Linked DNA regions of Mus musculus: region 1 is linked to region 2. A link is a contact called in ENCODE Hi-C or POLR2A ChIA-PET data. All regions are on one chromosome and are shown on one strand. Each heading gives the region's core, a stretch centred on a gene start or an enhancer-like site at or near the end of the contact. The rest is flanking DNA. Distances are from core to core; before and after follow the strand shown. Region 1 holds the start of Ccdc130 (coiled-coil domain containing 130). Region 2 has its middle 4.8 kb from the start of Mir23a.

Region 1 (2,953 bases), core at 51-2,550, 67 kb after region 2:
GGAGGGTACACACTGAGTTCGAGACCAGTATGGTCCACAAAGCCAAGTTCCAAGCTAGCCAGAACCAGACAGGAAGACCCTGTCTCAAAAAGCAAAATCAAAACAAACAAAAATTAAAAACAGAGGGAAATGGGAGCGGGAGTGACTCTGGGGTTTGCTATAATGAAAAAGTGTATGGGCTGGTAGTGTGGACACCCAGCTTGAAGTGCTATGTGCTTGGGGTCTGCTTTACAATGTTGAACATGTTTGTTTTGGAGACATGCCTTTCTGTGTAATCCCGGCTGGCCTAGTACTCCAGATCTTCCAGCCTCAGCTTCTGAAGTCTTAAATGGCTAATCACCACAGGTAGTATCACAGCCAGATTACACCCAGTCTGCTCAGGTGGATGCACAGGGGCTCTTCTGTGCCAAGGGTCATTCCTGACCTCAAATGCCACAGCAGACCACAGCTTGGGCATCAATCTCCTCTCTGCTGCTTCCTAGCTGCCTGACTCTGGGCCAGGGGCTACCTGGATCCCAGTTTCTCCATTTGGGGAAAAAAAAAAGTTTTCTAAAGGATTCAGCCGCTGAGACTGCCTTTGGGAGTCATGACAGGTGTTAAGTATTGAGAAGAACAGGCATGGGACAAAGAAAAGTGACAATTTCAAATTTCTCCTACTTACTAACAACTATAAAAAATATTTTTGTTATGTGTATGTGTGTGCAGAAGTGAGTTCAGGTGACCGGAAAGGGTAGAGGGTTGGATTCTCTGGAGATACAGGCAGCTGTGAGCTCTGGGAACTGAACCCTGGTCCTCTGCTAGAGAGCAGGTCAAGTTCTTAACCGCGGAGCCACCTCGCCAGCCCCTTACAAATTACATTTATTTGTTCTGCGTGTGTTGGCAGAGTGTGCAACGAAGTGAGAATGTAGATCAGAGAACAGCCTACAAGAATCGATTCTTTCAACATGCTCAGGGGTCGAACTCTCATGTTGTCAGGTTTGGCCACAAGCGCCACTACCAGCTAAGCCACCTTGCCGGCCCCCAAGCTACTGTTCCCAAGCACTATGTTTCAATTCAGGCTAGGAGGGCTCATCTTCAGCATGAAGACGCCTAGAGGTGCCATTGGCCTAAAACGGAGGCTGGGCCCTGGGAACCCGCTCGCGTCCGCAGATACAGCATCTCCCGTGCCAGGACGCAGTGGTGGGATTGAGGACCTGCCACCCCCGTTGCCGTCGCGGACCGGTCCTCACCCCGTACCTACCTGCCCTCTCCCTGACGTCACGCCTCCACCAGCCCGGAAGCACACCCGGAGCCAGGAACCCGCAGAGCGCCCGCCTCTGCGGCCCAAAAGCGCCTGCGCAAGCTGGAGCGAGGCACTTTCGTCATCTTGATTGGCTGAGGCTATTGCAGACTGACCAATTCAGGCCTGTCTAGCCGTTAGAAGCCCCGCCCACCGGGAGTGGTCCAATTGGAGATGGCTTCCTCCCGGAAGATCTACTTTGGCACCGCCCAGCCCTCCCTGGCGGTTGCGTTTTCGAAGGAGCTGATTCGTCATTTTTAAGCTTTGATTTGACTGACGTTTGAGACCGGTTTTCTTGTATCCCAGTTTGACCCTGCATCTCATTATATTGCTGAAGATGACTCTGAATTTCTGACTCGCCTTGTGATATCCAAGTAGTGGGATTACCAATACAGCCCAGGCTATTTATTTATGGATTTTAAAAAATTATGTTTATGACCAGACGTGGTGGCCAACACCTTTAATCCCAACACTCTGGAGGCAGAGGCAGGTAGTCTACATAATCAAAGGCCTGTCAGGAGTACACTGTCTCAAAAAAATACATATGTATGTGTGTGGGTGAGTGCTAGTGTGCCACGACTGAGGGAAGTAGAGTCAGAGGGATATTTGTAGGTCTCTGGGCAAGTATGTGGTGCATACATATATGCAGCCAAAACACCTGTTCAGGTAAATAAATCTTAAAAGTACAAAGCAATGCCGGACGTGGTGGCTCACGCCTTTAATCCCAGCACTTGGGAGGCAGAGGCAGGTGGATTTCTGAGTTCGAGGCCAGCCTGATCTACAAAGTGAGTTCCAGGACAGTCAGGGCTATACAGAGAAACCCTGTCTCAAAAAACAAAACAAAACAAAAACCCAAAACAAAAAGTACAAAGCAAAGCCGGGGGACGGTGGCACACGCCTTTAATCGCAGCACTAGAGAGGCAGAGGCAGGTGGATCTCTGAATCTACAGAGTGAGTTCCAGGACAGCCAGGGCTACAGAGAGAAACCCTGACTCGAAAAAAATCTGCCCCCCCACCCCCACCAAAAAAGTAGAAAGCAGAAAAAAAGAGGTTTATTCAATGGTGGCACTTTAGAAAGCGATTCGGGGAAGGGACACTCTTAAGTTCTGGTGTGAGATCATGGTTTAAAGGTACAAGGATCTCACATCTAAGCAGTCTTGGTCAAGGTGTGGTCCCGCCCACCATTGACCCACCATTGTCTGGGCTTCAGTCTCATCCTGTAAGTTGGTCTGCAAAACCTAGAACTGGGTGAAATCTCTTTCCAGAAGACTTTCTCTTCCCCCTCTGGCTGGCGCCCTTTCTTTTGCCCACCATGAGATTCCTGGGGAAATTCCCATTTCTTTGGAGTTCATTATTTTATGGTCTGATAGATTGAGAGATGTGGGGACGAGTCTCTCTAGATATCTTCATTTCTGCCAGGTCTATTAAAAAATAAAAGGTTAGTAACATGGAAGATTCTTGAAGGCCCCTGAGCTCAGCTTTATATAAAGAGTCAATGACAGGGCGAGGGGACTCACAGTGTGAGCAGAGACTCTAGGGCCTGCTTTTGAGTCAACCCTTCTTATAAGCAACCCTGACACACACTCCTGTTTATAACCCTGGTAGGATGTCGTTTGTAGGACATCAGACTTCAGTGCAATGGTTACTTTGGTCTGTGTGGGTTCTCTTTCAAGG
Region 2 (3,352 bases), core at 260-2,759:
TACCCTGTTCCCATAGCAGCATCGGGCTAGTTACTTTTGTTTTCTGAGTCTGTTGTAACCCAGGCTAGCCTCAAATTTCTGATCCTCCTGTCTCCGCACCTGAGTACTGCACCATCCCTGGCTTCCACAGTCCTGGTGATTGAACTCCGGCCCTGGGCATGCCAGGCGAGCACTCCACTCTTTGAGCTACATCTTTGTCTCCTGTTTAGTTGACAGAGACAGGGTTTCTTGTAGTCTGGGCTAGCCTCAAACTTGCCATGAAACTAACGGCGGACTTGAGCTCCGCATTCTCTTTCCTGCAACTCTCAAGTGCTAGGGTTATGGGCATGGGCCACCAACTCCAGCTCAGGCGGCCTTGTCTTTATGGAGAGAGTGTAGACATTCCTGGGATTGTCTCTGCCGCCTCAGTTTTTCCATCTGTGAATGGGAACTTTTGGAGATGCAGTGGAACAGAGCACACTCTCTAGTCTCCCATAGGGTGCTGAGGTCTCCTCATATCCTGTGTTGAATGTCCTCAGTGGACATGGAGGTGTGTCTTCCTAGCTGGCCATGGGGAAGGATTGAGGGTGGTGGCGTGGGCGTGAGAATTCTTGGGTAGGGAAGGACAGCATCATGCCGGGCATGGCTGAGTCACACTCGAGCGGCGCCTTGCCTCAGGCTGCTGGAGCTAGAACTGGCGCCACCCTGGGTGTGGCTACTGAGCTGTGGCCCTGGGCAGAGCAGGGCTGGGTGGCAGGATGGGCACATGGGCCTTGAGGGACTCGGGGGAGCAAATCTGGGATGCCCGGTGATACCTCCCTTTTGTCTCCTGTGTACATTTGGGGCTCTGGAACCCTAAGCTTTGGGCCTGGGAATAATAATAATTATCGATCTATTAATAAAAGTTTTTGAGGCATGATCTAATGTAATGTAGTCCATGCTGGCCTGGAACTGGATAAGTAGTCCAGGATGTCCTTGAACTGGTCCTTAGGCCTCCACCTCCTGAATGCTAGGCTTACTTGTGTGCACCATGATGAAGGGTTTCTGCTTTAAGATGGGACCTGCTGACTCCATGCTTCCAGCAAAATAGCCAAGCACTCTCTACCCACAGTCAACTTTGGGGGTCGAGACACAGTCTCATTTCATAGCCTACCGCGGTCTTGAACACATGGCAGTCCTCCTGGCTCAGCCTCCTGAATGGTAGACTGACAGAGACGCCTCACAATGCCTGGCTGGTTCCTGGAAGTTTTGCGGAGTTAAGGGAGTGAGCCAAGCCTTCCAGAAGACAGTGGGTGATGGAGGTCAGCGCTCCTATCTCCAGTCCCAGGCCAGGCCAGGACCTGGGATGAACTTCACCCTGGGAGCACTGATTGGCTTGAGGGGAACCCAGCACCGCAAACAGAATGTTAAGGAATAGAGTGGGGGATCTGGTTGTTGGACTGTGTGGCTGGCGGGCAGCGAGGGTGGGACGTGGCTGTCGTCTTTGCCTATTTATACCAAGTGATTCAGCCCTCCCTCACCCCTTCCTGCGCCCCCTCCACTCGCGGCTAGGCACTAGGCCCACCCACTTGCCTATGCCCTGCCCCCCAACCCGGGCGGGTTGTCTGGTTCCTGCGTGGGGACGGACGTGGAGGGCAGGCATCTGTGCCGCAGGTCGGGTTGGCCCCAACCCAGCCGCCCAGCTCCTGGGAAGAGTGGGCCATTAGCGAGCGCTGGTGGCTGGGGCGGGGGCGGAGCTGGGCGGAGACTGCAGCCCTTGGTATTTTCCGATCCTCGCTGCTTCGCGAGAGTGGAAAGTATTTGAGGATCAGGGTTGGGGACGACCGGAGGGCCTCTGCCCTGGTTCTTTCTTGGGGTTCACTGTGGGTCCTCCAGGGATGCCGAGGGCTTGAAGGCTGTGTGTGCTAATTTAACTGACTGGGATACCACAGCCCAAGGCCCCCCGCCCTGTTTCTCAAGCCCTCCAGCTCCAGGACTTCTGTCCCTTTGAGTCTCCCTGTGAGACTAAGAGTCAGTACAGGGTGTCCCAGCTCCTGGACACCTGCGTGGTAATGCCCCCTCCACGCCAGACACAGACCTCTGGTGTGTGTGAGGATGGGAGTGGCCTTGGCTGCAGCCTTGGGCTCTTTGTAGGGGAAACCCCACAGGAAACCAGCCTGGCCAAATGGCCGCCCTTCCCGTTCTGGTCCCTGGGACGAATATGCTGTCTCACTTCCGGAGGTGATTGGGGAGGCTGGTCAGCCTGTGGACCTGGGCTGCCCCCAGAACCCAAAGAGACAGAGGTGGATTGGGGCTGGAGACTGTGTGTGTGTGTGTGTGTGTGTGTGTGTAAGCACGCGTACTGGGGAAGACACATCAGAATATCTCAATCCTTATTCCTCATTCCTCAGACATCGGTGATGCCAGATCTAGACGTTAAATCCACTGTCCTGCCTGTCACTGCCTGATATGACTGAATGCTTCTGTCCTTGATGTCACCCAGGAACTCTTCCAATTATTGGGAAGTAGAGATTTTCTTTTTTTTTAAGACTTATTTTTTTACTTTTGTGTATGTGTTGGGTATGTGCATGTATGTGTAGGTGCCTAAAGGGTCCAGAAGAGGGCGCCACATGTGAGCCGGGAAACCAAATTCAGGTTCTCAGAAAGCAATATGCAGTCTAAACTATTGAGTCATCTTTCCAGCCCTGAACTTGTTTTCTTTTTTTTTTTTTAAGATTTATTATTATATGTAAGTACGCTGTAGCTGTCTTTAGACACTCCAGAAGAGGGTGTTAGATCTCATTACGGATGGTTGTGAGCTACCATGTGGTGGCTAGGATTTGAACTCAGGACCTTCGGAAGGGCAGTCAGTGCTCTTACCCGCTGAGCCATCTCTCTAGCCCTAAACTTATCTTTTTTAGAGTCTCATGTATCCCAGGTTGCCCTCCAGCTTGCTCTGTAGACACATTTCTTGTTTTTATTTTTATTTTGTTTTTCCTAGACAGGCTTTCTCTGTGTAGTCCTGGCTGTCCTGGAACTTCCTCTGTAGACCAGGCTGGCCTTAAACTTCCTGAGACATACCTGCTAATGCCTGCGGAGTGCTGGGAACATGTGTATAAACCACCACACTTCCTTGATATGGTACTGGGGGTGAAGCCAAGCCCAGTCAGTGTGCTAGGCCAGCAGCTGCCATTGAGCCTTACCCCTTGTTGCTTTTTTTTTTTTTAATTAAAAATTATTTCACCGGGTGTGGTGGCGCACACCTTTAATCCTAGCACTTGGGAGGCAGAAACAGGTGGATTTCTGAGTTCGAGGGCAGCCTGGTCTACAAAGTGAGTGCCAAGGACAGCCAGGGCTATAGCCATGGCTACACAAAGAAACCCTGTCTCAAAAA

What was found. A loop is a pair of places that touch in the nucleus more often than their neighbours do. ChIA-PET counts read pairs that join two places held with the same protein, here RNA polymerase II (POLR2A).
Region 1: POLR2A ChIA-PET joins it to region 2 with 36 read pairs in Patski. The contact joins the promoter of Ccdc130 here to the enhancer-like site in region 2. A Hi-C loop is called at or near these places in 1 of 37 maps with a recorded cell type or tissue (v-Abl transformed pro-B cells). POLR2A ChIA-PET finds 5 or more read pairs at or near these places in 4 of 5 experiments (Patski and embryonic stem cell).

Annotation. Positions count from the first base shown.
Region 1 is chr8:84,269,102-84,272,054 of GRCm38, forward strand. It overlaps Ccdc130 (coiled-coil domain containing 130), which reads right to left and starts at 1,301. Exons shown (of 10, transcript NM_026350.3): 1 at 1,241-1,301.
Region 2 is chr8:84,202,047-84,205,398 of GRCm38, forward strand. No RefSeq gene overlaps it. Among named protein-coding and RNA genes, the nearest start is that of Mir23a, 4.8 kb to the right of the region's middle. Within about 2 kb of position 1,510, at least 1 of the 3 ENCODE cell types and tissues checked has a DNase peak (open chromatin) inside an H3K27ac peak, as active enhancers do.